Regions from separate parts of the Homo sapiens genome. Here region 1 is linked to region 2. A link is an interaction called in ENCODE POLR2A ChIA-PET data of the cell type or tissue named here. Cell type or tissue: CD4-positive, alpha-beta T cell. All regions are shown on one strand. Links, peaks and the distances in the headings refer to the core of each region. The heading gives the core; the rest is flanking DNA. Region 1 overlaps UBR4 (ubiquitin protein ligase E3 component n-recognin 4). Region 2 overlaps UBR4 (ubiquitin protein ligase E3 component n-recognin 4).

The links. Peaks named below come from ENCODE experiments on the same cell type or tissue, not always from the same donor. Only the 100,000 strongest peaks of a DNase experiment are listed, where the experiment ranks them.
Region 1: POLR2A ChIA-PET joins it to region 2 with 5 read pairs; 4 of 35 experiments call an interaction of 5 or more read pairs at or near these places.

The regions. Positions count from the first base shown.
Region 1 is chr1:19,127,437-19,142,939 of GRCh38, reverse strand. It overlaps UBR4 (ubiquitin protein ligase E3 component n-recognin 4), which reads left to right. Exons shown (of 106, transcript NM_020765.3): 56 at 1,163-1,293; 57 at 1,416-1,593; 58 at 2,048-2,152; 59 at 3,720-3,857; 60 at 4,759-4,933; 61 at 13,866-13,962; 62 at 14,622-14,729; 63 at 15,201-15,317. Among named protein-coding and RNA genes, the nearest start is that of UBR4, 75 kb to the left of the region's middle. RefSeq lists enhancers at 2,818-3,567, 15,383-15,503. In CD4-positive, alpha-beta T cell, for the core only: no CTCF peak of the experiment used is centred there; no DNase peak of the experiment used is centred there.
Region 2 is chr1:19,072,419-19,086,267 of GRCh38, reverse strand. It overlaps UBR4 (ubiquitin protein ligase E3 component n-recognin 4), which reads left to right. Exons shown (of 106, transcript NM_020765.3): 101 at 1-123; 102 at 1,570-1,764; 103 at 4,695-4,919; 104 at 8,202-8,292; 105 at 9,366-9,528; 106 at 11,372-11,758. The coding sequence ends at 11,436. Among named protein-coding and RNA genes, the nearest start is that of IFFO2, 120 kb to the right of the region's middle. RefSeq lists an enhancer at 3,974-5,173 and a silencer at 8,696-8,864. In CD4-positive, alpha-beta T cell, for the core only: no CTCF peak of the experiment used is centred there; a DNase peak (open chromatin) is centred at 11,617; H3K4me3 peaks cover 620 bases; H3K27ac peaks cover 1,268 bases.

The sequences.
Region 1 (15,503 bases), core at 5,456-10,455, 60 kb before region 2:
ATGTTGGCCAAGCTGGTCTCGAACTCCTGACCTCAAATGATCCGCCCGCCTCGGCCTCCCAAAGTGCTAGGATTATAGGCGCGAGCCACTGCTCGGCCTGTACTTTTAAATTTTCTAATAGCAATATTATAAAGAGTAAAAAGTAAAATTGATTTACTAATTATTTAATCCAGTATATCAAATATTATATCTACATCTTGTCAATATAAAAAATTTATTAGTGAAATATTTTGCCTGTTTTGGTACCATTTTGGGAATCCAGAATGTATTTTACACTAGTGGCACATCTCCTTTTAGACAGCCATGTTTTAAGTGCTCAGTAGTCACATGTGGCTGGTGGACAGTGCACATCTAGAGGATTGTACACAACTTTGTGACTTTCAGAAAATCTTCCTTGCATATCATTTATCTTGCCTAAGCTTTTGGGTTAGGCAGCAGTTTGTGGCTCTTTTCCCTAGCAAGAACCTAGAGTGGAGATAGTTTATGTTTCTAACGGACATATTTACAAGCTTTAGCAATCCATCGAGTGGAAGGTGAGGTCTCTATCCTCTTCTGACAATTAGGAGTCTCACCTGGACATCTTCCTTATTAGAAGGCCTTCTCACCTTCACACAAAAGTGGGCACAGGCAGGACCTGCAGTGGTGTCCTTGGTTTCCAGTCAATGGTTTTACACTTCAATTCTGGTTCTTCTCATAGTAATTACGTAGTGTGAAAATCTCACTGACCTAGTTGTTTTAGAAAAAAATAGTGAAATAAATTCTAATCTGCCATGACAGACAAAAGGTAAAGATCCCAATCATATGATTTTTCCTGTCTTATCCAAGGTCTCCTGAGAGTTAGCGTGAGTTTGGGAGGCCTACTGGTTTTAGATCTCTCACCTTTATGGAAATCCCTTTGGAATCCAAGTTTGTTTCCTTCACCAGCTGGAACATTTTATTTTTGTGGGGGGCAAGCTGTCGCAGCCAACTCCATCTTCCCAGATGCTGTAGGTCCAAGAAGTAAGAGAACAAGGCCAGGCATAGCACCCCGGAGTTCTCCCGCTAAAGCCCAGGGTGCTAGCTGGTAGCTTGTCTTGGGTTTTTGTTGCCACCTGACTTATGGCACCATGTGCCAAGGGAGGAAAGCAAGCACCTTCAGGTGACTGGGGTTTCTTTGACTCAGGAGACAAGGATGATGATGACGATGATGATGCAGATGAGAAAATGCAGTCATCAGGGATCCCGAATGGTGGTCACATCCGTCAGGAAAGCCAGGAACAGAGTGAGGTGGACCATGGAGATTTTGAGATGGTGGTGAGTCTCTGGCAGCAGGAGAAGGGGAGGAGGAGCTTCACAACTCTCCTCTAGCTCTTATTCAGTGGACTTCCAAAAGTTACCACTTACCATGGGACACTGACAGAGCTTTCTCTCTGCAGTCTGAGTCGATGGTCCTGGAGACAGCTGAAAATGTCAACAATGGCAACCCCTCTCCCCTGGAGGCCCTGCTGGCAGGCGCAGAGGGCTTCCCCCCCATGCTGGACATCCCACCTGATGCAGATGACGAGACCATGGTTGAACTAGCCATTGCCCTGAGCCTGCAGCAGGACCAACAAGGTAGAAGGCCATGCCAAGAACAAAGCGGCCCATTGGCCTTGCACAGGAAAAGAGGGTTTGGCAGTTACTGATATCCAGCTGACTTAGTTTGTCCCCAGATATGGGGAGAGGTTGATCTGGGTGAGAGCTGTTCAGAGATACAGGTGGAGAGTGAGAGGGATGTGGTGGGAATTTCAGTCTGAGTGCCAATCTCATAGTTTCTGCCAGTTTGGGTTATTTCCTCTTGAATCTTAGATTCCTCCAGCCTGTGTCCTGCCTGAGCTGAAGGAAGCATTCCACCATCTCTGTAACTGAACTTGGTGGGTGGACAGCAGTGGCTGCTAGCTAACTTCCTCTAGGCCAGAGGGGGTCACATGCTGGTGTTTGGAGACTCTTGAGGGCAGCAGGTGGCCAAAGCAGCGCTGTGGATGGGACCTGGAGGGGATGTTGTGCTCACTCTCCACTTGTTTCCCAGGCAGCAGCAGCAGTGCCCTGGGCCTGCAGAGCCTGGGACTGTCCGGCCAGGCACCCAGCTCTTCCTCTCTGGACGCAGGAACCCTCTCTGACACCACAGCATCAGGTAACTGTCCACAGCAAGGAGCACGGCTCAGGGCCCCAGGACCCTCAGGCCTTGTTTCCACTGCTGTGAGAGTGTAATGGGCAGCTGCTTTGACAGGCCATTCTGGACTTCCTGCTTCTGCCTTGGCTTTAGAAAGATGGGTGTGGAGGGTGTAGTGCTGTGGCTCGGCCCCGCCGCGCACAGCTCCGCTTCCTCACACTTTGCATGCTGCCTGGCTTCAGCTACTTCCCCACGGAAAAGCCGAGAGAGCGGCATGCAGGCTGATCAGCTACAGGGCTTCCACTTCAGCTTCCAGCGTTCTTTGTCAGAGTTCTAACATTTTAGACAGTATTAAAAGAGAGACAAGAAATAGAACTCATACCTTTTACCTTTTTTATCTTCATTTGCAAATAAAAGGAGAGCTATAAGAAGCTAGATTATACTTCAGAATTCTTGTTCAGTGTGACCAACCATCAGGATCTGTGAGCTTGAGAGAGAGGGTTTTTATGGACAATTAAAATCTATAGCAAATCTCCAGAACTCATCTTCTCTTTATTTTCAATCTTTTCCCTAATCTGATTAAAAAAAAAAAAATGTTTCCTGAATAGAGAGTTGGACCAAATGGAGATACCTGGTCAACCCCTGAGTAATTTAAGGGTTGATTTATAGTTTTTTAGACTGATGCTTCCTTGTGTTTGTTTTTTTTCTTTTCTTTTGGAAGTTTTAGCCTGGGTAGTTAAGAAAGGGAGAGAGCGGCTGGCCCCACCTGCTGCCATGGCTTGTTGCTTTTCTTAGGTCTCTTTAGTTGCTGTCATTTCAGGCTCTGAGGTTGCTGTTGTGTTGTGCCAGTCGTGTTCCCGCTGTGCTCTGTGGCTGTCTTGGCTTTCCTCCCCCATGTATCTCATCCAGCATTTTCCTCCTGTCTCAGCTCAGCCCTGATCCTGGATGCTGTGGCTGTCTCTGGGGAATTTCCTTGCTTCATTATTAGCATCTGATGAGGATGATTAGGAGGTGTGAAATTTCCCAATGAGCTCCCCTCTGGACCACTTGCTAAAAAAACCAAAACAGGGTTGATTCAAGAGCTCATGCTAAGTGATTTCCTAACATAAGCAAAACTTGACTGATTTCAAAACAAGTCTCATTAAAATTCAGAGTTCTATGCTTTGAATGGTAATGGCTAGTTTCAGATCTCTCAGCAGGTGTCAGTAACACCTAAACAATGGTGACCATGAAGCATTTTAGCTAGAAAACTCAGCGTCCATGTCACAGATTCTTACTGAATCTCTGCACTGTTCTACTTGCACTGTAATGTAAAACAGTGAAGGAAATACCCAGTGAACTGGGTTTTCTTCACTCCTGTCTAAGTACTGTTTGCAATGCACCGTGTATAGTGTTTGTTCCTGTTAGTGATTAACCAGCAAAGCAAATCTCTCCCTTTTTTCTTTGACGACAGGATATATAAACTGCATTGTGTCCTATGCACTATGTGGTTTGATGCTTTCATCCCAAGGAGGGGTTTTTTTTGTTTTTTGTTTGTTTGTTTGTTTGTTTGTTTTTTAACCTGTAACAGCTCTCGTTACTCTCTCAGCTCCAGCCTCAGACGACGAGGGCAGTACAGCAGCGACAGATGGTTCTACCCTTCGGACCTCTCCTGCTGACCACGGTGGTAGTGTGGGCTCGGAGAGCGGGGGCAGTGCAGTGGACTCAGTGGCTGGCGAGCACAGTGGTAATGTGCCATGGCGGGGGTCCTGTCTCCTTGGGCAGAGGGTGGGGACAAAACAGGAATCTCTGCTTGGGTCTTGGGGTTGGTTTTTGCAAAGAAAAGGTATAGAGACTCATTGAAAGTCTTGTGGACTCTCTGAAAGTCTTGTGGAATTCATTTGGCCTCAGTTTTCGAGTTTCAAATGTTTAGTGGCTTAAGCTCAGGGGGTTAGTATTGAAATATTTTACAGATATTTACTAATTATCTGTTAGTGGAAAAAAAGCAATGACATGCGTAAGTCTTTTTTTTCCTCTCTGAAACTGCGATAATATGCATAATTATAAGTCATGATTAGCCTAAAACAGTTATTATGTGACCTTGAAACCCATTATCCTATGGTTTCTCCTCATTTATTTGGGGAAGGGTTTTTTTTTAAGCGATCTTATTGTTAATGATCTGATGTGTTAACATAGCAGACCATCCCCACAGTCTACTAGCTGATGAGGTGGGGCTCTAGAATGAGGGAACATGACAAAGCCATTTTGGTTTGACCTTCCATATCAGTCTGTGGTTAGCAACTGGATACAATTTTTACAGAGGAGATGAAGAGCAGCTGATAATTTCTAGATTCCCCTATCAGTGTATGTTTCCTCTGAAGTATGAGATAGAAATGTATTAGCATCTGAGATTAAGATCATTCATATAGGTGGGTCTTACATACTGGGGAAGGGTGAATGGCTACTGTGAGAGTGATTTAACATAGTGCTGTGGGGTCTTACTTAGCTTTACATATAAGACAAAAATGCTACCAGTTATTGTCTAATGCTGTCAGTTACTGTCTTAACTATTGCTGCTGCTTTAGAATGCACTGGGTTCCTTCATGCTTTGGGAGTTGATTTGTGCTTTTTAAACCATTTCCCTCTAGTATCTGGCCGGAGCAGTGCTTATGGCGATGCTACAGCTGAGGGGCATCCGGCTGGACCAGGAAGTGTCAGCTCAAGCACTGGAGCCATCAGCACCACCACTGGGCACCAGGAGGGAGATGGCTCCGAGGGAGAAGGAGAAGGAGAAACTGAAGGAGATGTCCACACTAGCAACAGGTCAAGACCTAGTCCTTCACAGTTAAGAGGCTTGCCTATCTGAGACTATTTCAGGAATAGTAGGACTGATCAATTGCAGGAGGTAGAGTAGTGATAACAGCATATTTCTTTTGAAATATAAAGGTGTAAACTTCTGAAACAGTTTAAAGTCTTAGGAAGTGCTCTAGGTCTGTCTTTGTCTTCGAATTATATTAATTACGGAGAGAATAGAAAGTGGTATTTCTCTTAAGGCTCCTCTAAATATCTTAGTAACTGTAAAGTGATTGTCATAAAAACATGTCTTCCTTACTCAAATCTTTCCAGTTTCATCAATATCTGTACACTCAATATATGGCATCCTCTTTACAAATGGCACCGCTGGAGGCTCAACATTTAGGTATACGTATTAGGTGTCCTAGAAGCGCTCCTTGTTCAGCATGTTTGTAAGGTAAAGGAGAAATAAGACATAGCAAATATATGCATATGGCTAGAAATACCAGTGGTGGAGCATTTTGAAATTGAAAGTGGTCTATAAAATCCTAATCCATTTTTGTGTTGGGGTTTAGTACTAGATGGTGAAGTGAATGTATTCTTAACCCAGAGATAACTAGAGAAATAGAAGAAAAACCTGAAAATAAGACTCATGATACAATGTTTGTTGAATTTGTTGAGGTCAGCAGTTGTTACATTAGTGTAAAAATAGTAAGTCAGAATTTTTTTTTTTTTTTTCGAGACTGTCTCCCTCTGTCACCCTGGCTGGAGTGCAGTGGTGTGAACAGTGCTCACTGCAGCCTCAACCTCCCAGGCTCAGGTGATTCTCCTACCTCAGCCTCCCGAGTTGCTGGGACTACAGGTGTGCGGTACCACGCCCGGCCAATTTTTGTATTTTTTGTAGAGATGGAGTTTTGCCCTGTTGCCCAGGCCTGATCTGGAACTCCTGAGCTCAAGTGATCCACTCACCTCCACCTCCCCAAGTGCTGGGATTACAGGTGTGAGCCACTGTACCTGGCCCAGAATTTTGAACTATATGATTTCTATCAGGTAAAAAAAATGGTGCCTGATGCAGTCAGGCATCAGAGACATTTAAAGGGGGCATCAAAGAGTGCCTTCCACGTTCCCCGAATCCTACTGCTTGAACGTAAGCCGCTTAACATCTCTGGATGAATTTCTCTGGTTCTGTTAATAGATGATATTTTGATAGAGTTTTAAAAAAATCTTCTAACATTTTTCTTAATGTGATTTCTAGGTTAATTCCCTTATGTTCAGTTAATTTGGTCTCTATGATTTTTTAAAAAATTTACTTTAAACATTTAAAATCCAGCCTGCTTTTGTCTTCTATTTGATATAGTTGAGTTCATTTATAATTAATGTTGATTGCTAACAGATTTGGAATGGATGTATGTTATTACTTTGTGCTTCTTATTTGTTCTATGTGTGTCCTTTTCTTTGTGGCCTTCTTTTGAGTTGACTTGCTAGTTTTTTCTTCCTGTTTCTTTCCTTTTTTCCTCCAACTCTGCAAGTTTGGAAGTTGTTTACTCTGTTTTTAATCTTTCAGTGGTTATACTATGCATTTTAACATGCATACTTACCTTATCCAAAATGAAATTTAACTAATAGCTGTACCTTCTTCCTGAATAATATGAGGATCTTAGAAGACTTTACTCCTTTGTGTGTTTTAACTTTTTTAATGTCTTCTTAAAGCCTTTAGGATTTTATAGTTTATAAGGTCAGTGTTTGTTAAAGTTTTACTCATATGTTTACCATTTTCTGTGCCTAACATTTCTTTATGCCTCTGAGACCTCCCATCCAGGATTATTTTTTTCCTAAACGATATCATTTAGATTTTCCTTTAGGGAGGTTTTCTGATTTACACTATCTCAGATTTTGTTGGTCTGGAAATACCTTTATTGAACTTACATTTGGGGATGTATTTTTGATGGGTATAAAATTTTGTGTTGGCAGCACCCCCGACCTCCCCAGTTGAAAATGGTATTCTGTTATTTCCTCGCTTTTGTTATTTCCAATGAGAAATCACCTCCTATTTTAACTGTTGCTTCTTTGAAAGTAATGTCTTTACTGCTGCTTTTAAGATCTTCATTTGTCATTATTTTTGCAGTTTTACCAGGATATGTGATTTATTTCTTTACATTTATTTTGCTTAGTAGTCTTTGGGACTCTTGGATGTGTGGGCTAGTGTCTTTTATTTTGGAAAAATCTCATCTATTAATCTTATCAGATATTCTTTTTGTCTTATTTTCTGTTATTTCACTTATTTTCTGGGATTTCAGTTAAATAGATGTGAGACCATCATATTCTCTTCTTCATGTCTCTTAGAATCTCTTTTTCTTTTGTGTTTCTTGTGCTTAATTATTTATAAATTTCTTGATCTATTTGAGTAGCATTAAAAAACATCAAATAGGAATAAATTTGAAAGATATGTAAGACTTCTACTCTGAACACTGTACAATCTAAGAGAAATTAAAGACCTAAATAAGTGAAGAACTACATCATGTTTATGGATTGAAAGACTCATTGTGAAGATAATTGTCTTCAAATTGATATAGAGCCATATAATCCTAGTCATAAATTTTGGCTGGAGTTATGTGTTAAAATTGACAAGTTGATACTAACATTTATGTCGATTAGCCAAGGCAGTATTGAAGAAAATTCATAAATTTAGAGGACTTTATAGAATTATAGCTTATTATAAAGCTATGGTAATTAAGACAGTGTGATAATGGTATGAAGATAGACAAATAGATTAGTGGAATGGGCTGGAGTTCAGAAACAGCTTCTCACATACCTGATCATCTGATTTATAACAAAGGTGACACTTAGGTACAATGGAGGAAAGGAGGGTTTTTTCAATAAATAATAATGGGTCAGCTGGAAACGCACATAGAATAAAATGAATCTTGACTTGATCTTATATGCAAAAATCAGTTGAATTATAGATGTAAATACAAAGAGTAACATTTTATTGCCTTTAAAAGACAAAATGTCTTCATAACTTGGGTTTGGCAAAGATTTATTGAATAGGACACAAAAGCATTAAAAGGAAAAAAAAACCTATAAACTGGACTATATTCTCAGCAGCTATTCATTTTCTCCTCCCCTCTTCTCAGTATTAAGATTTCAGTTAGGTAGTTTTCCTTATAGGCTCCTAGGCTAGAGTGGGGTCGGGGGTGCAGGTGCAGGGAAGAGTGTGAAGGGAAGTCATGTATTACAGTTTACTTTTAAAATGAGGGTATAGCCTTCTGTGGTTCTTCTGTGAGGTTCTCTTTGAAGACCTTCCCCACTGTCCACAGAGGAGGTCTAAAGAAAAAAAAAAAAATGAAGACCTTCCCCACTTGAGGAAGATCCTTTGCTTTTATTTCTATTCCAAATGCCCTGTGAGGTCCTGGCAGCCAGAAGGTCAAGTTGCCTTCAGAACATCTTGGCCTTAACTTTTCAAATTTCAGATTTCCTAAACTTTGTCTCTGAGTTCTGCTTACATCTTTGGCCAGTAACTTTTTAATTGCTAGTGAGCTCATTATTACTTTTATTTTGACTATGTATCTGATAATCTTTCTTAGTTTACTTATTCTTGTTGTTTCTTGTTTTGTTTTCTTTTAAGACAGTCTCACCTGCCCAGGCTGGTATGCACAATCATAGCTAACTGCAACCTTGAATGCCTAGGCTCAAGGACTCCTCTTGCCTCAGCCTTCTGAGTAGCTAGGCACATGCCACCATGCCCAGCTATTTTTATTTATTTTTATTTATTTATTTATTTTTGAGACAGAGTCTCACTCTGTTGCCCAGGCTGGTGTGCAGTGGCACAATCATAGCTGATTGCAACTTCAAATGCCTAGGCTCAAGGAATCCTCCTGCCTGAGTAGCTAGGTGCTTGCCACCATGCCCAGCTGTTTTTAAATTTTTTTTTTTTTTTTTTTTTTTTTTTTAGAGACAGAGTCTCACTCTCTTGCCCAGGCTGGAGTGCAGTGGTACAATCTCAGCTCACTGCAATCTCCAGTTCCCAGGTTCAAGCAATTCTCAAGCCTCAGCCTCCTGAGTAGCTGGGATTACAGGCATGTGCCACCACACCTGGCACCCAGCTAATTATTGTATTTTTAGTAGAGACAGAGTTTTGTCATGTTGACGAGGCTGGTCTTGAACCCCCAACCTCAGGTGATCCACCCACCTTGGCCTCCCAAAGTGCTGGGATAACAGGTGTGAGCCACCGTACCCAGCCTAGTTTTTTTTTTTGTTGAGACAGCATCTCACTATTGCCCAAGCTGGTTTTGAACTCCTGGCCTCAAGTGATCCTCCTGCCTCAGCCTCCCAGTGTTGGGATTACATGTGTGAGCCACTGCACCCAGCTCATTTATTTATTCTAATGATAGATTCTAGTGGATTTTCTGTATCCACAATCTTATCACCTGCAAATAACAGTGTAACTTTTTTCGTTCCAATCTTTATACTTTTTAATTTTCTTTTCTTGCCTTATTGCGTTGGCTAAGACCTCTTGTACAATGTTGAAAGAAGTGATGATGATGAACATTATCTCATTCCCAAACTCAGGGTGTAAAGGTTCAATACTTTCTCATTAAGTATGATGTTAGCACAAGGGTTTTTTATGGATATTTATCAGATTAAGGAGATTTTGTTCCTAGTTTGCTGGGAGATTTTTATCTTAAATGGGTTTTTCAAGATTTCCAGTTTCTTGTGTTTCATGTATTGAATCACTTATATGGTTTTTCTTCTTTATTTTGTTTAAGGTTATAGATTACGTTAATTGATTTTTCTATTATTAAGCCTATTTAGTCATGATGTATTTTCCTTTATATCATGTGACCTGATTTGCTAATTTTTAGTTTAGGCTTAAAATTTTTCTTTGAGATGTCTTTGTCAGGGATTGGTATTCACATTATTCTGGCGTCATAAAATAAGTCAGGGCATGATCCCCTTTTCTCTTGCTCTAGAAGAGTTTGTATAAGATTAGTATTATTTCTTCCATAAATTCTTAGAGAAGTTCACCAGTCAGTGAAGTAATCTGAGTCTGGACTTTATTTAAGGGAAGATTTAAAATTAGGTGTATTCTTTAAATGCTAGAGAATTATTTTTATTTATTTTGGTTTCAATTTTGGTATATCGTATTTTACAAGGAATTTGTTGATTTTATTAAAGTTGTCAGTTTTACTGGCGTGAGCCTGTTCATATATTTTTCTCTCATCTTTTTAATGTCTTGACAATCTGTAGTGATTTGCTTTTTTTCATTTCTGACAATAGTAACTTATTCTTTGTCAGTCTTGCTCTAGGGGTTATCAACTTTATTTGAAAGAATTGGCTTTTGGTTCTGGTTTTTTTCTGTTGTATGTCTGCTTTCTATTCCTGCTTTTTATTATTTCCTTTCTTTTACTTACTTTTTTTTTTTTTTTTTTTTACCATTTTTTACTTTTTTTTTGTTGTTATTGTTCTATTGTTCCTGTTCTATTTCTGGCTCATGAGATACAAACCTAAATCATTTAATCATATGTATTTTAAACCTACTTTAAAAATACATATTCAGCCAGGTCCAGTGGCTCACACCTGTAATCCCATCACTTTGGGAGGCCGAGGCAGGCTGATCACTTGAGGCCAGGAGTTCAAAACCAGCCTGCTCAACATAGCAAAACCCTGTCTCTACTAAAAATATAAAAATTAGCCTTGTGTGGTGGCGTGCACCTGTAATCCCAGCTACTTGGGAGGCTGAGATAGGAGAATCACTTGAATGTGGGAGGTGGAGGTTGCTATGAGCCGAGATCACGCCACTGCACTCCAGCCTGGGTGACAGAGTGAGACTCTGTCTCAAAAAAACAAACAAACAAAAAACCATATTTGAAGCAATATATTTTTCTCTAAAATTCCATCTTAATCTTGCTTTGGCTGCAGCTCACATATTTTGATAATGTTGTGTTTTGATAATGCTGTATTTTCATTGCTATTCAATTCAAATTATTTTCTAAATTCTGTTGTAATTTAGTCTTTGGCCCATGGGATATTTAAAAGTATGTTACTAAATTTCTAAACATTTGGGAATTTTCTAGTTATCTTTTTGTTATTGGTTTATATTTTAATTTTACCATGGTTGGGAACATACTGGGTGTTTGTAGATTTTTTTGTTTGTTTGTTTTTTCAGACGTAGTTTCACTCTTGTTGCCCAGGCTGGAGTGCATTGGCATGATCTTGGCTCACTACAACCTCTGCCGCCCGGGTTCAAGCGATTCTCCTGCCTCAGCCTCCCAAATAGCTAGGATTACAGGCATGCGTGACCACGCCCGGCTAATTTTGTATTTTTAGTAGAGATGGGGTTTCTCCATGTTGGTCAGGCTGGTCTTGAACTTTTGACCTCAGATGATCTGCCCACCTTGGCCTCCCAAAGTGCTAGGATTACAGGCATGAGCCACCACGCCCAGTGTATTTTAGATTTTTTTTGAAATCTCTTGAGACTCATCACTGCTTCTAAAATGGTGTTATATCTTAGGATTTTCATTTGTTTTTAGGAGTAGGGTGAATTTAGGTAACCTAGCCATATTGACAATGGAATTCTCTATAGTGGTTTTAAATTAACCTTTTTTCATGAATAAGTTAATTAAATAATTGGTTAATGAATTATTTTTAAAAATTTTGGTTTTATTTTCAGTTTTTGCTTGGTTGAAACATGAATTATTTTAAATAAAACAGAATTTTACTTTAAGTCACTAAAGAAAAGGAAACTGCAGTTTTTGGTGCTGTGTTTATTTTTTTTTTTTTTTTTTTTTTTTTTAAGTTTCAAGAGTACTGTGTAAGAGTTTGAAAATAGGTTGGGTATGATGACTTAAACCTGTAATCCCAGCACTTTGGGAGGCTGAAGTGGGAGGATCTTTTGAGCCTAGGAGTTTGAGATCAGCCTGGGCAACATAGGGAGACCCTGTCTCTACAAAAAATAAAAAAATTAGCCTGGCATGATGGCATGCGCCAGTGGTACCAGCTACTCAGGAGGCTGAGGTGGGAGGATCTCTTGAGCCCAGGAAGTCAAGACTGCACGGAGCTGTGATTGTGCCACTGCACTCCAGCCTGGGCAACAGAGTGTCCCAGGCTCAAAAAAAAAATAACAAAATGAATGAATGAATGATGTTTGAAAATACTCTGCTGTGATCTTGGTCCAAGTCTAGACTCTGCTCATTTTGTTGACTTTTTTCTTCATGTGTGTGTATTCACTTGTATGTTCTCCAAATCTGAAGATATTAATCCATCTCAAAACAAAGCCGTCTTATGTTTTATGTTCAAACTATTGAACTGCTGCTGTCATCTCACCTTTCCTCACTTGTACCTTGTTCATCTTTGAGCAATTCTTAAACGTTTGTAGTCCCCACCTAGCTTGGCTAATTATTAACAGACACATGCGTGGTATTCTGAAGAACAGTTAGCTCATTCCTTTGAGTTCTTTTTAGAATGACAATAATTTATAATTCACGTAAGACCCCGTACTTTCTTTCATTCGTTCTATTTTTAGAGACAGGGACTTGCTCTGTTGTTCAGGCTGGAGTGCAGTGGCATGATCATGGCTCACTGTAACCTTGAACTCCTGGGATCAAGTGATCTTCCTGAGGCAGGACTACAGGCACATGGCACCACGTCTGGCTAATTTTTAAATTTTTTGTAGAGATGAGGTCTTGCTATGTTTCCCTGGCTGGTCTTGAACTCCTGCCTCAGCCTCCAAGTGTTGAAAGACGTGAGCTACCACACCCAACCCTAGACCCTGTACTTTCATCCAGACTTGTATTACTTTGAAAATATTCTGGGCTGGGGACAGTAGCTCACTTCAGCTCTGTTGCCCAGGCTAGTTTGCAGTGGTATGATCATAGCTCACTGCATCTTTGAATTCCTGGGCTCAACCAATCCTCCCTTCTTAGTCTCCTGAATTGCTGGGATGATAGGCACACCACCATGTCCAGCTATTTTCTTTAAAACAATTTTTTTGGTCCTTTTTTGTATTTAAAAACATTTTGTTTTTAAGAAAAGAAAAAGACAATATTCTGGATACCTGCTAAGATATGTAACACATGCCAATCACACATTAAAAAAAATAGGTATATGGTTTCTTACAAATAATCTGAAGATAAAAATGAGACAAGGACCATTTGCTAATTATGAAAGTGAATCCATTGATTTATTCAGCAACTAGATTCTTAATCTGTATGAGATTGTGTATTAGGTGAGACTAGCAACCAAATTGTCAGTAGGACTTTAATTAATTTTCATCATCCTCTTGAATCAGCATATTAGCTAGAGATCCAGGGGCACATACTTAGTACAGAAGGTCAGCTGTATATCTGCAGATGAAGGCTAGGTAATGGCCAGTTGATTATACGGGAAAACTCATGGGTCCAGTAGGACAGTGTGGCATTGAAACAGAACATTATATTAGGAAGATGGTGGACAAGGTGTGAGAGAGTAGAGCAGTGACTGGACTTTATAAGAATTTGGGAAACGTGAGAAAGAAAGGGCTGGGTCACTGTGCAGCTGGGTGATATAGAATTTGTATATAGCAGAATTCTAGAAAATAATGTCTGGAGGCAGAATAGGGCCACATATTAGAAAAAAGCCATAAATCTTGCAGTTGGAGGTTTGGTTTTGAAACTGAGAACTACTAGGGCCTGGAGGCTTGGGAAATACTTTGAACTTCCCTGTAGTAGGATTTAATTCAGTGCCATCAGTTGTATTTTAGAATAGTTTCACTTTCTTTTAACAGAGTGGGATCTCTCCTTCTGTGTTGCTGACTGGCATACCGATTAGGCAGTTCTTAACTTTTTTTTTTAATGCTGGAGATTGTTCCTAAGCATTAGGCTTCTTGTTGACCTTGGTAGCAGGGTGGGGTTGGGGAGGGAACTGTATTCAGCTGTGTCCTGTTGGAGTACAGCTCATATTTTCTATCTTTTCCCCACCCTTTTAGGCTGCACATGGTCCGTCTAATGCTGTTGGAGAGATTACTGCAGACCCTGCCTCAATTACGAAACGTTGGCGGTGTCCGGGCCATCCCATACATGCAGGTATCTCTTAGCTCACCTGGATCTCTGTCAGGTCATGATTGGACCGTCCTTAAGCATGCCCACATCTCTCTTCCAGAGGACCTGGAAGCCTTCGTTTGGTGTTAGGCCACAGAATAATGAAATCTAATTTTTGAGCTACAAATTATAGCTCTTCATTTTATAAATGAGAAAGCTAAGGGTCAGAGAATTTTTTAAATGCACAAGTTCATCCAGGTAGTTATTGACAGAGCCAGTGCAAAAGCCCACTTCTGAGATTCTGAGTCTCTAGTCTTTATGTTGATATTAGAGTGTGGGCCAATAGCTGTTCTTCCACTCACTAGCTGTCTTCCTCAGAGGCAAAACTGTTCTTTAATTCTTAGTTTGGTGTACCACCCTTTCTCAAGCTACTTGCTTGGATATAATATAGGTTAGTCCATTAATTTTACAAACTTTTTACAAAACATTTTTTTGTAATGTCAAGTGTGGCATATATCAGAATTTGACTTTTCTGACTCTGAACACTGAAGCTTTGGATACCTGGAATTTAGAACGCTATAATGGATTACAGTTATGATTGATAGGGATGTCAGGAAGATTAGGATTTCTTCTGAAACACCCCGTATTTCAAGTCGTTCTTCTTTAGGAAATTGGGTTTTGTGTTTTCTGTCTTTGACTTCTAGGTCATTCTAATGCTCACTACAGATCTGGATGGAGAAGATGAGAAAGACAAGGGGGCCCTAGACAACCTGCTCTCCCAGCTTATTGCTGAGTTGGGTATGGATAAAAAGGTAAAATCTGAGAGGCAGACTGTGTGAGAAACAGGATTGGCTGAGATCCTTTCTCAGGTTCCCATTCGTTTCATAGAGGAACTTCACCTCGTTTCAAGGGGTAACCATCCACTGAGGGCTGCATTCTGTTGAGTCAACAAAAGCGTATTCAGGGCCTGCTTTGGCCCGAGCATAGTTTTGGACCCTGAGCATAGTTGAGGGCAAAGATGAAGTTCTTACCCTCATGGCCCTTTTGTGCTCAGTGAGGTGAGAACATTAAATTAGTTGTTCGTATCTTAATATGGCCTCTTAAGTGTATCGGGCTCTAGGTACCCCAAGTATAGTCCATGGATATACTGGGGGTTGTTTTGTGTCTGATTCAATCTGAGGAACATTTTAGGGCTGATGGGCTTGACTTGAAGGGATCTTGTTCAGAGGATGCCTCAAGCATCGAGTAAGTAGAGGTTTCTGGACTTACGCTTTGGCCTGCAGGATGTCTCCAAGAAGAATGAGCGCAGCGCCCTGAATGAAGTCCATCTGGTAGTAATGAGACTCCTGAGTGTCTTCATGTCCCGCACCAAATCTGGATCCAAGTCTTCCATATGTGAGGTATTTTTGCTTTGGGTTCATGGGTTTGGGGAAAGGTAAGCGGATTGTCTGGGTAGTGCTAGGGCCAGCACAGAGGTGGTAGTCCTCTGTAAGAATAAAGCCATTGTTCCCTGAGGGGAGTAAGATTCTAAGCTGTCACCTTTTCAAGAGCAGAACCTCCACCTTTTCCCGAATCCCTTCCAAGCT
Region 2 (13,849 bases), core at 8,850-13,849:
GGCTCGAGGCCGGGAAGAGTGGGAGAGTGCCGCCCTGCAGAATGCCAACACCAAGTGCAACGGGCTCCTTCCGGTCTGGGGACCTCATGTCCCTGAATCAGCTTTTGCCACTTGCTTGGCAAGGTGAGTGTTGAGTATTTTTCATGGTGGAATGGAGGGGATTTGCAGGGGATGGGACAAGACCCGCTATCAGCCCAATCCCCTGGTGACACCATTTCCTGTTACCTTCCTTGGGAATCCATGTCTGTCTGCTTGCTGACTGGGGAGCTGTCCAGAGCATACAGGGTGGGGGATGGAGGCTTACTCAAGGGGTGACCTGACATGGCCCACCACAGGGTGGGAGGAACCAGCACCCTTAGCTTCCAGGGTACCAGATGAAATTTCTGGGTCTTCACTATTCCTTTGCTGATCTTATGACAGAAGATGTGGGGCCAACTTGGTCCTTGAGGCCAGAATTTCTGAGTTCACTTCTACAGTGTGTGGCTCTGAGGTTTAAATACGAAAGTGGCTTAGTGGCAGGGGGGATGTTGGGCTCCTTAGAAGGCCTTCCTGGTCCTAAAAACCCAGATAAGAATAGCTAAAGCATCTGTGAGGTCCTCATGTCTTGCTGATGCCTTGTGGAGTGGTGCCCCACCCCAAGTCCTATTTCAAAGCTCAGGGATAAAAAGATGCCTGTCATAAAACAGGCAGCTGGCAGTGACAATGGAGAGCATGTTGAAATGCTTAACCTCTATTCTTTTGTTTTGAGACAGGGTTTTGCTCTTGTCACCCAGGCTGGAGTGCAGTGGCGTGATCTTGGCTCACTGCAGCCTCCGCCTCCCAGGTTAAAGCGATTCTCCCGCCTCAGCCTCCCAAGTAGCTGGAATTACAGGTGCCTGCCACCATGCCCAGCTAATTTTTGTATTTTTAGTAGAGACGGGGTTTTGCCATGTTGGCCAGGCTGGTCTGGAACTCCTGACCTCAGGTGATCCACCTGCCTCGGCCTCTCAAAGTGCTGGGATTACACGTGTGAGCCACTGTGCCCGGCCAGGCATGTATTCTTGTATACATTGTACAGATGAGATGCAGAGTTTGAGCAACTTGCTCGAGGTCACCCAGTTAATAAGAGGCACAGCCCAGATAGATGGGAATGTGTATTGACATAGGAAAAACAAAAGCAAAAACAAAAAACCCTTTTATTTGGAGATTGAAGAGCTCATTCTTATGGACAGGTCACTTTGTCAGTCAGAATGGATGAGTTCTACATTGCTTCCTCCAAAATGTACTCCACATGCAGCCACGGTATGTCCTACAACATTAGTTCATTAAGAAATGGGCGCCCAAGAGTGGTGGGCTCTCATCAAAACTTGGCGAGTGTCACGTTCAGTCACTGCAGAAATGAAAACGTCCTATGGCCTTGTCGTCCTGCTGGCCCCAGCCTTGGCCTCAACTTTCCCTTGTATTCTTGTCTCCGTTTGCAAACCTTTGCAGCCATCAGGCCTGGGAGTACTGGAAGGAGGCTCTGTCTCCCAAACTGGGTTTTCACCAGGAACTCACTTCCATTTCATTGTTTGTTCTGCTTCCCTCTAGACACAACACTTACCTCCAGGAATGTACAGGCCAGCGGGAGCCCACGTATCAGCTCAACATCCATGACATCAAACTGCTCTTCCTGCGCTTCGCCATGGAGCAGTCGTTCAGCGCAGACACTGGCGGGGGCGGCCGGGAGAGCAACATCCACCTGATCCCGTACATCATTCACACTGTGCTTTACGTCCTGAACACGTCAGTACCCTGTGTCCCAGGGGCGGCATCTCGCAGACCCACCCTGCATCCCTCTGCCCGAGATCCCCTCAGCTTTTTCATAGCCTCTCATGCTAGTTCCGGAGCAAGCGTCTGGCCTAAGGCAGCCTTTTTGCCGAGGTGGGGATGCTCATCTGCATTCTTTTAGGGCCATGCAGAAAAAGCAATAAAGGGAACTTCCTTCCCCCAAACTGCCCTGTCTCCCACCATGGGCAGCCCAAGACCGCATCCTTGGACTGACGTTCAGCTCACAGGGGAGCAGGAAGTGGGAAAAGTCAGGCCACTGAAGCCTCTACTTCGATGCAGCGGCTACTTCTACTTTCCAGACTGTTCTCTTGAATGGGGGGAGGCCACAGGTCGGAGCTGTGCCCACATCATTAGTCAAGGGCATATAGATTGTTACAGGTGATGGTTTCCCATCAAGGGGATGCAGCAGAGCTGAGGACCCAGTTCATAAATGGAAAACTGGATTTGTTATCCCTGTTTTCTCTACAGTGGGTAATGCTTCTGGCAAGTGTGAAGGGAAAGGGAATGTTCAAGATTATCTGGGAAAGTCAACCGACAAGGAAGGCAGCCAGGAAAAAAAAGAGATTGGTAGTTTTATCCATATGCACATTATGGGACAGTTAGGTTGGTACCTGGAAGTGTAATTTTAAAGAAGCACTTAGGCCAGGCACGGTGGCTCACGCCTGTCATCCCAGCACTTGGGAGGCCAAGGTAAGAGGATTGCTTGAGCCCAGCCTAAGCAACATAGCAAGACTCTGTCTTAATGAAAAAAACAATTGTTTTAAATTAGCCAGGCTCACACCTGTAGTCCCAGCTATTCGGGAGACTGAGGTGAGAGGATGGCTTGAGCCAAGGAGGTTGAGGCTGCAGTGAGTCGTGATCACACCACTGCACTCCAGCCTGTGTGACAGAGCAAGACCATGTCTCAAAGAAAAAAAAATTAGGAGATTGACTATCCTTTAGCTCTTCCATTTAATTCACTGTTTCATGCTTGTAGGCCCCATCTCCTAGCAAGAGGCTTACGGTTCCCTGTTGAAAGGTTGTGTACAGCTCACCCCGGGTAGCTGCAGCACAGTTTAGGCAACAGGACAATCTGTCTCTTGTCTTTTCTAGTTCTTTCTCTTCAACAATGTTATCTTTTCCTTCCCTCCCATTTCCTTGTGAGTTAAAAGGCTGACCTCGAGACCACAGGCTTCATTGTTAAAACACGCAGGGGCAGGTTGACATCAGAGTGCATTACATCATCTGCTGAACTGCTTAGACTGGCGGGAGCAGCACCTGGCAGCACTGATGGCGCAGACCTTCCCACTGTCCAAATTTCGCTCCTTCTCAGTGTTCCTGGGGCCCTGGACAGAGCCCTGGGTGACTAGGTGTCAGTATGTTTCTGAACAAGCCAGACATTTGTAATTGTCAGGTCCCTTCATTGGAAAGGGAATTGGCTGTCTCACAGTTTCTTTGGTCAGCCAGAGGCTGACCCAGAAGCTTCACAGAGAGGCCTTGCTTCTCGGCCCAGACTGCTTCCCAGTCGACAGCTATCCAATTGACATTGGTGGGAGCTTGGTCACAGTGGGGCTGAGTGCCTTTGGTGGAATATTTGTTTATGGAGGCAAGTATGTCACAGCATGGCCACCGTAAGCCAGACCAGAGCCTGAGCAGATCCTGCAGCAGCCAACAGCCTCAGATTCCCTACAGGGCTGGAAGATCAAGTTGAATGTATCCATCCATGCCCATCTGCAGGCAGCAGAAGCAGGCAGGGTGTCCTTGCACCCTCTCCTCCTGCTTTCCCAGAGTCCAGCATCTGTGCCAGTGCCACCTATAGACCTGGTAACTTTTTTTTCCCGGTTCTAGTGTTGTGTTTGTCCCCACCTCTCCCTACCAGTGCCCCATGGAGTTAGGATAGGGCATCAAGCATTCATGGCATGAGAGCACCATTCAGGATCTAAGGAGAGAGTGTACCCAGAAGCGTGTCATCAGGAAGGACTTAAGTCACCTCTCAGTGCTGATTCCGTGACCTTTTGTCAAAGCTTCAGCGTGGAGAAGGAGGTAGGGTTAAGATGGACAGGCTACCTGGCTTCAGAACACAGTTTTTTCCACGATGTGAGACTTGGGCAGAATCCTTACCTCCTCTGTACTGCAGTTTTCTGTTTCTTTAAAATTGGGATAGTGGTGGCACTATCCCATAGCATTCTTGTGAGTACTAAGTGAAATAATCCCGTAAAGCACTTAGAGCAGTGCCTGGCACTGAGTCTGGTGTGGTCATCATCATCATCATCATTGCAACTTAGGACGCATGAGGACAAGAAGCAGCGCTCATCTGGAAGAGGCTGTTCTAACGAAGGCGGGAGGATCCTAGATCAGAAGAAGACAAACCGGAAGAGGGAGCCTAGGAAAGGAACCACATGCACATTTAGTGCAAACCATGTAAACATAACATAACAAGACTATGTGGAGCAAGGGGGAGTCAGGCTGTGGACCCACCAGGGAATCTTGATTCATGTTTTTGGCCCCATCACTCACTAGCTTGCTGACTTTGGGCAAGTCACTTCACTTTTCTGGGCCTCTGGAGTTACTAGCACAGTTCCATGTTGGGGAGATTGTGAACGTCCCTGATATATGGTGCTCAGGAACCAGTAGTTGCTTGGAATTGTATTAGAGCTGGGGTAGGAGCTAGACATGGGGCCAGGGAAGAAGGGAAGATGCCGCGAAGAAGGGCCTGGAAGGGGACGAAGGGCGTGGATTATCAGAGGAAGTGGGAGTAGTCGGCAAGGATGGGTGGGGAGTGTTGAGTCATCCAAGCGTTCAGCAAATGTCACAAGACAACGACAAATTGAGCAAATTCTTCCTGCTCTTGCTGCCGGGTCCTGCTTCCACCCTGCTTTTATTTTATCATGCCGCTTTTCTTCTAGAACCCGAGCAACTTCCCGAGAAGAGAAGAACCTCCAAGGCTTTCTGGAACAGCCCAAGGAGAAGTGGGTGGAGAGTGCCTTTGAAGTGGACGGGCCCTACTATTTCACAGTCTTGGCCCTTCACATCCTGCCCCCTGAGCAGTGGAGAGCCACACGTGTGGAAATCTTGCGGAGGCTGTTGGTGACCTCGCAGGCTCGGGCAGTGGCTCCAGGTGGAGCCACCAGGTCAGTACCTGCTTCCGGAAGCTGCTGCTCACTATTTCCCATCATCAGTTTTGAAAAGCTGCTTAGTGGTACGCACGTGCTAGGTGAAGGCATGCTTTGTGACTGCGGTGGTTGACACCAGCCCTTCTCCCTTCTCAGTCTGTCATGTCAAGAGTCTAAGCTGATGGCTGGCAGGTTGCCTGGTCATTTCTGGGTTTTCTGTTCCGCTACTAGAAAGGTAGAGCCAGTCTTACCTACTGTAGAAAATGTTAGGAAGGCAGCCAGGCACAGGGTGATAAAACCAATGAGATGATCAGGGCTAAGAACAGTAATCAGGTTTTCCACATCTTGCTGGTGTTGGCATAAGCCAGGAAAGTTTCAGTGTGGCCACATGGGGTATTTTCTAATAATTAAAAACTCGTCTTCATTCTCTCTTCTTGGTTACATTCCTATCCCATGCGTCCCACATTCCATGAACCTTTCTTCCTCTAGACCACTCTCCTATACGTGTGGACACCTCCCCAAGAAAGAGCATGTCAGAAAGGAAGTGGTCTTTGATTTATGACCTTGGGCTGTGATTTGGGACAGATGGTCTCAAGAGAAACAGCTGGAAACTGCCACCACAGCATCTCTTTGAGGACCCCCATGGATTGCTGTGCGCAGAGGAGACCCCATGGGTACCACTCAGGCTGCCAATGGCCCCACACAGTCTCTACCTTTCCTGGGGAGCTACGGAGCAGGCTCTGGGTTTGGCATTTTGCTTCTGTCCCTCGAGTGAAATGTGCCTCTGCTTCATTTCTGGAAGATCGGGTTTGTGATTTTTGTGATTCTGCTTTAGCCCAGGATTCGAGGGATCATGTCCACATTTGTAGGCCATCCAGGGAGCAGAGAGAAACTTTTAGGGCCGTGATAAAGACAAGCCAAGTGGAAAATAGCCTGTGCCCTCATTGGCACACCTGGTGTCTTTATTTCCATTAGCCCTGATTGATCAAGCGTTGCTGGTCTGTGGGCACTTCACGCTCCCAGAGAGACCAGATTGGAGCTGTCCTGTTGAATCTGGCCTGTACCAGATCATCACTGGAGAGTGGGAGGGGGCGTCTTGTTAGATTCCTAGGTAACCCCTGCCCCCATTCCTAACATATCACTTTCCAGTATTTCCCAAGAGCCTGAATTAATAGTTAACTAGCTGCTGGAAATCAAAAGTTAGATCTTGAGAATACTAAGTTGATAAGTCAGGCTTGGCCAGTATCCATATGCTGCATCCACAGCAAATAGAGTGGCCATTTATTGGGCACAGTCTCTCCATGGCGGGTGTGCAATCTGAACCCACAGGAGCTGTTTTGCTCTCACTTAGGAGACTAGCATTCATTATTGTCCCAGGCAGTTCAGGAAAAGCTGATTTGGTCACAGCTTAATTAGGAAATCCAGTGTGAGCTACTACATTCATGAGTTGCTGTTTTCTCTGTAGCAGTTTCGTCACCTTTACTAATTGGCCTTAAATAATTAAGTTGGGCAGGGTCACTCAGGATTTCTGCTTACCAAAGCACAACAGCCACAGCAAAGGGCCAAATACGGCCGTGGTCCGGGGCCGTGAGCCCGGCACTCATCAGGCAGACTAGGAAAGGCACTGTGGGTTAGCCCGATACTGGGAGGAGACCCATGGGGGAGAGACCGCGGCTGGAAGGGCGTGTAGAGATATCATCCTGATGCTGGGGCAGCCTCACTGGCGGCAGGCTTTGTCCTAAGTCCTGTAAGTCATGGGGTAAGGGGTAGTAGCAGAGACACAGAAATGTAGCTCAGCAGAAGCTGGCCTCTTCTGCACACTTGACATTCAGAAAAAAAGTTCCTCTGCCAGGAACTTGCAAGTACAAAGCCTGGGACATTCTCAGGCGTCTGTCAGAACTTGATCTGTTATCTTGTCTGCCAGGGTAAAGAGCTGCAGAGAAATGGATTCTTGTCCTCATCCACGGGTCCACCTTCCAGGACTTTAGGCTGCAGCATCATCACACGTATGCGGGAGAGAAAGTGGGGGCTTGGGAAGGTACTGGGGCAGAGGGAGGCCACAGGAAGCATATTTCAGTAGAGAGGGAATTGTCCCCATTTAATATTATTTGTTTTTTGCGAGTTATTTATTGAATGCAGGTGTGGATAGCCTGTCTCATGCTAGGCAGCCCCTTCACTTGAGGCCCATATAGTTTTAGCTTCTATAATGAATACCATCTATGTTTCTTATTTTTATGATTCTTATATATACCCATGCATTTTAATACTAAACATTTTAATATATGTCCCTTTAGTCATGGGATGTGTTCCAGTGTGTTTTGAGGTGTAGAATACTCTGTGACAAGGGCTCACCTAGGCTTTACTTATTACAGATGTGATGGCTGTTGGCAAACAAAACCTCCGTAGAGCTTGGGTGGTAGAAACTGAATCCTGACACTGATATTTCACTGTCTGTGCCGAGGGGAGCCTGATATTTCTGTGTTTCATACTGGCTCTACCTGGTGTAATCATTCCTCAAACCTCAAACCAAGAATTCTGCTGAGAAGGCAGTGGACATTGTTAGAGGCAGTCTCCCCCTGCCTGTCGCTCCCCATATTCCAAGGAACTGGCTGGTCTTTAATCCTGAACTGAATCATTGGATTAAGTAGCAACGATACTGGTTAGAAACAATGGGGTGTGGTGAGCAACTTGGATTATCCCAGGATTTAGGTGATGTCAGGGTGGCTGCATGCTCCATCTTAGACATTACCATTGCTTGATACCAACTTCCTAGCAGCTTGCTGCCATTTAACACAGCACATGTTTGACAAGTTACCGTGTTTGACTGGTTTAGGTCTGCTGGCTTTTAAGAAATTTCTCCTAGTGGGAATGTAAAGACTGAATTAAAACCTTGTTTCCTACCTCATTTATTAGGTTCCATCAAATTCCAAGAGCTTGTCGGGGCCCAAACACAAGGGATACATAGGAATCCTTTGCCTTTCTTTAAGTCACTAGCCTTGCATTTGCCACGTCTGCCCTGGCGATGTCTCCCCCGGTTCCATTTTACCCTGATCTGGAAGATGAGCACTGAGAGAATCAGATGAATTTCATGGAGCATTTTTGTAACCAATAAACTTCTGGGTCCCAGGGCTCCAGAGGTTCTTGCCCACAGCTGCTTTTTTCCAAGCAGAAGGCTAGTCGCTGGAACTCCGAGATGCATACACCACTGTGACTCTTCCCTTGCTCCCAGCATGCCTTGCTCTGTCCTTGTGAGTATCCTCCTAGGGACTTCATGTGATGGAACTGGATTTTCTTTTCCAGGCTGACAGATAAGGCAGTGAAGGACTATTCCGCTTACCGTTCTTCCCTTCTCTTTTGGGCCCTCGTCGATCTCATTTACAACATGTTTAAGGTAAGGAGGCTGTCAGAGGCCCAGTGGGTTTTGGCAAGAGTGTAAAATGTCTGCACTCCTGTCCCTGACTCTGCCTCAGCACCCACATGGCTGCTCCTCCGCTGGGCCTGGGGGCGCTTTTTTCCTAGAAACAAACAACCCCAACTGTGGGAGGGATTGACACTGGCAGCCTGGAGCCTTGTGTCTGTGAGGTACATTTGTTTTGTTTGGTTTTGTTTGGTTTGGTTTGGTTTGGTTTTTTTGAGACGGAGTTTTGTTCTTGTTGCCCAGGCTGGAGTGCAATGGCGTGATCTCGGCTCACTGCAACCTCTGCATCCCGGGTTCAAGTGATTCTCCTGCCTCAGCCTCCCAAGTAGCTGGGATTACAGGCAGGCACCACCACGCCCGGCTAATTTTGTTTTTTTAGTAGAGATGAGGTTTAACCATGTTGGTCAGGCTGGTCTGAAACTCCTGACCTCAGGTGATCCGCCTGCCTTGGCCTCCCAAAGTGCTGCTATTACAGGCATGGGCCACTGTGCCTGGCCCACATTTGTAGCTGAGATCACTCCTGTCACCTGCTCCCGAGCCTGCTCCAGACTCGGCTGTGCAGGAAGACCTTCCCCGCCGGGTCTCTCTTTGCTGCTCTTGCCGTGCTATTGGGATAAGCTCTGTTGCCCTGAGTGAGTCTGACTTACCGCAGCCAGCTTATAACAGGACACTCCTCTCCGGAGAGAATCTGAGTTTTTGAGTTGGTTCCTTTCATCATCGGAATGAGACAGCTCATGGAAGCACATTGACAAGTCCCTTTGCTCTGGGGAATGCGAATGGGAAGTGTACGGGGAGGGAATGCAGCCACTTGTTGGAGCCTGTAGCTTCAGGTGACACAGTGCCTAATAAGGAGGGCCTAAGAGGAATGAAGTGAAATTGTGTCGTTCCTGGAGACAAAACGCACGCTCTAGGGTGCCTGTTGGTATGCTTTGGTGTAGGTTGGGAGGGCTGTCCTTTGAGGGGTTGAAATGGCCTGACTGACTTGAGGCGGAAGATGAGGCAGCAGTAAGTCACCCACCTCTCTTGTCTCCTGTTGATTCTCGTAGAAGGTGCCTACCAGTAACACAGAGGGAGGCTGGTCCTGCTCTCTCGCTGAGTACATCCGCCACAACGACATGCCCATCTACGAAGCTGCCGACAAAGCCCTGAAAACCTTCCAGGAGGAGTTCATGCCAGTGGAGACCTTCTCAGAGTTCCTCGATGTGGCCGGTTAGTGTCAAGGTTTTCTCTTTTAAAGATCCTCCGCAGCAAAGCCCCATGTCTTCCTCCGTGGGTCATCCGTAGCTTTATCTTCACGACCAGAGGAAACGCAGTATGAACCAGCCTGTCAGCTGCCACTGAAAGCCCTGGGAAAGATGCGTAAATAGCAAGTCACCGATAACGAGAACAGCAGCTCTAACATGTACTGAGCACCCCCTCTTTCCCCGACATGGGCTGTTCACTGTATGTGATCTCAGCCCTCGAGGCAGCCCTATATGAGGCAGGAGCTTTGGTTATCCCCATTTTATAGATGGGGTAAATGAGGCTCTGAAGATCAAATAAGTGGCCAAGGGAACATAGCTAGAAAGTGATAGCATCCCTGTTTGAGTCTGTTTTTTAATGGCAGTTCAGAGAATTAACATGCAAATTGGAATGCCCCTGTCTTCCTCCTGCGTCTTAGGTCACAGTTGACCCCAGGGAGGCATGGGCGACCCAGCAGGGCCGCTCTGAACTGTGGGTGTGGGAGACGTGGTCAGACAATTCCTTATCCTACTGCTAGTAAAATTGAAATTCTTTGTGTAACAAATTTGTCATTCTAATTGCAAACAAACACATTAGAATTGGTTTGTATTTCATAACCAAGCACCAAGTGACAGCAGGGGGAGGTGACTTGGCCCGTGCCTGGGAAATCCACCTAGGGTTAAAAGACAGTGCCCTGTGAGGTTGTGGGCGCCGCGGCATTACAGCCCCCATCAGAGCACCCGCCCTACAAAGGTCAGCTCCCCAGAGCCAACGCACAGGTAACCAAACCTGCCAGCTCTTTTTTATGATCTTGTTTCATTTTTTTATGGCATTCGTTGTGGGAATTTTGTAAAGTATAAAGAAGCAGGAAAACAAACTCCCCCCAGATCCCACTGTTAGGAGAACGCCTCTGCTAACATTTTCTCTATCTTGTTATCCTCTGGGAATGAGACCCACTAAAGGGCTAGAGTGTTGCTCAGTGTGAATTCCTCTTTCTTCCCAGCTCAGAGCCAGCTGACCGATTTTCCCAAACAGCTCTGTGCCTCCGCATTGGCTGCCCCTTGCAGTGTCCTCAGCGGAAGCTCTGTGCTGGGATGGTCTTCGTCGACCTGGTGCCTGCCTCCGCGTCTGGGCGGGCCTGTGCTAACACTGCTCACCTCTGTGTGTTTGTTAACTCCACCACCTCTTTACGGCTCCCACTGGCTCTGTTTCAGCCTAGATGTTTCACCAGCATCATACCTTAGCACATGCCTCGCGTTCTTCCCAGAAAGTCAGCCCTGGGACCAGGTGGGCTGGTAAAGTCCTCAGTGCTGGGCCCTGTGCCTGTTGCATGAGCCTGTGTCACTGTGACTGTGGAAGTTGGAGCTAGTGAGAGGAGGAGGAGGTGGGCAGAGGAAGGAGGGTCCCTTGGGCTCGAGCTCCACATCAGCCCTGAGCTGCTGGCAAGCACCCCTGGCCTGCAGCCAGGGAGAGCCAGAGCCTTTGCCAGGCAGCGAGCCTCCGTGCCTTCCACTCCTAGGTCAGGTTTTGACAGCACCACTTTATTACTTTGTTTAAGCTGTTAGAAAATTTCAGAACATCAGACACACCCTATTCAAATGTGAGAACAAAAACACCTTCCAGCAGTGCCTGCTTCTGGAACAGGACTCCTCCTGCGGAACAGGGTTTTGCTCAATGACTACCTCCCCGGTCATGCTGCTGTCCAGTGAGCAGCCGGGCCAGAGCTTGTCGGACCGCAGTGTGTTCTCTGCTAGATGCGGCAGCTGTGACTCAGGGGGAATGGGGGCTGTATGCCTGCTCCTGACACACCTCTGCCCGTTGTGCTTTGCAGGTCTTTTATCAGAAATCACCGATCCAGAGAGCTTCCTGAAGGACCTGTTGAACTCAGTCCCCTGACCACCACACAGCAGCTGCGGCGGCGAAGACGAAGCTGGCTTGCCTTCCACCCTCTGTTCTCCCTCCTTGTGCATTAAGTTCCCTCCGCGGGATGCTGCATTGTTACCCCGCCCTCCCCTCTCTCATTTTTCTTGGTGTGGCTTGGGGTTTTTAGGCTTCCTGTTTTATCTCGTGTGTGTGGTGCACCAGCTATGAGGTTGTCTGTAACCCAAGCCATCAAAGGGCCTGTACATACCTAGGAGCCATGAGTTGTCCCGGCCAGCTTCATACTTGAGTGTGCACATCTTGAGAAATAAACAAGTGACTTAACACACATTGAAAAGGAAGGTGTTGCCTGCTGCTTCAACTCGTCCTCAGTGGCGCAGGCCAAATGGTTTCCCTTGAATGCACAGCCATTTCCGGCGTCAGCCCGGGAAGACTCATGTCAGACCCGCTGTCTCCAGGCCTGTTGTCAGCGCTAAGTGCAACCTGTCTATTCTTGGCCAGCAAGTTGGGGCACCACATTGGATGGCTCTGATTTTTCCCAAAACAAAGCCCATGCCTTGCTCTTAATTTTTTGGCCTTAAGAGCTGGAACCCAAAGACACGTGGAGCCCAGAGCTTTCCTAGCCCTCGGCTGAAGGAAGGCTCGCGGAGTAGGGCACAGTCTTGTTGGACCACAGAGGCCTGGGGAGCATTTGACATTCTCATGCTGCTGTGAATCGGGAATCCCTTGGTGACTTCTCTCCAGGGTTGTCATGTTAAGAGAGGGCCTGGGGCAGACTTAGGATCAGGATAAAGAGAGTGGCTGCTATTGACATTGCCAAGCACCCAGTGTATCTTATTTCTAATCTCTTTGCCCATGAGCCAGAGCCGCTTGCCCAAGGGCTCCCAGCCAGGGGCTGTGGAGTTGTCAGGTTTGTGCCTCCGAAGCTGTGTCCTGACCACTGTGGCTGCCGCTCCTGGAGGCCTCAGACCTGCTCCCCTACACACGTGGGCAGCAGGACTCCCGAGGGCCTCTCCCCAGACTTCGGGAGAAGGCTCACCTCGTGGGAGGGAGGGCTCGCTCATGCCCATCTCCTTTCGTTCTTTGCGGGCCACTCGGCCAACTGACGTCGGCCTCTCCTGTCTGGATGTCCAGTTTCTGTGGCTCACTCCTCAAGCCAGATCATCTGGGACTGAGGGTGGCCTCTGGGCTCCTGTAGACTTCCACAGCCAGGATTTCACATCCCTCCCCAGAGCCTCGGACCGAACAGCCACAAGCAGCCATGAGTGTCGTGCCTGGACTAAGCTGGAGAGACAAAGGCGTTTGTGGCAAGGGCCCAGCTGGAAGCCCTGGCAGGCCAGAGCATGCATGTGCTGGCTTGCACGAGCATACTTTGGTGTTTGTGTTGGGGACACCGGGCTTCTGAGGGACTGGCGTGGCTCCAGGGTGGGGAGCAGCCTGGTTGAAGCGCGGCCAGGCACTCACTCTGTTGTTCAGATCCCAGCTCCACTGCCTGCTGTGTCCACAGTCTCCTCACCTGTCAAATGGGAATATCTATGTGGCGGGAGGGTGCTGAGGTTTCCACGAGCTAATCTGCCTGCTGTGTAGTAACTAGTAGCTTTTCTTACTGTTAGTGAACTTGTTTTAGTCTGAAGGAAGGCACCCATGCCCCAGGTGAAGTCCAGCTGAGTTCAGTGAGGACGATGGAGACCCTTGGTCTTGGCACCCTTCTGCCTTATACTGGGAATGCCTCAGGCTTGCTCCTGCTGTGTGTCTGTGGTTGCCCACTTTCTGCTGGTCTCCGAGAGACTGATTCAGGTGTTCAGGAGTCTGTTCGCTATTACATCACCTCCTTGTGAGAAATAAAGTGGAGCAGCCTCATCCAGACAGCAAAGCAAGGAGGGAGCGTGAGGAGCAGCCAGGTGAGCTGGTGGCATGGGGCCGCCTGTGCAGAGGCCGGCCTCGCTGCTTCATGTGGCTCAGGGAGGCTCAGCACGTCCGTCATCACACCTCAGGGCAGCGAGAGTGGACCTGGTGCCTTCAGAAGCCCACCCGAGGCCTGCTGCTCTGGCCTGCAAAGGTGGAGTCACCAAAGCTCATTACAAAGTGTTTGCTTATTTTTGTCTGCCCTGCATTTTTTTATTTCTTGCAAAGGCCTCAGAGGATGTGGGCCCCAGCCCAAACACATCTTGTTTTCACTAGTAGAGCTTTTCCTAGTGTCTGCACAGGGGTGCTTCCAGTGGCTCTGCCATAGCCCCAGACAAGCTGCTGACACGGCAGCCATGAGGTCTGGGACAGGTTCCAGGGGGTGCTTTTGGCCTGCTCCAGCAGGAGTGGAGGCTGGACTGGTCTCCAGCAGGAGTGGAGGCTGGACTGGTCTCCAGCAGGAGTGGAGGCTGGTCTGGGCTCCAGCAGGAGTGGAGGCTGGTCTGGGCTCCAGGAGTGGAGG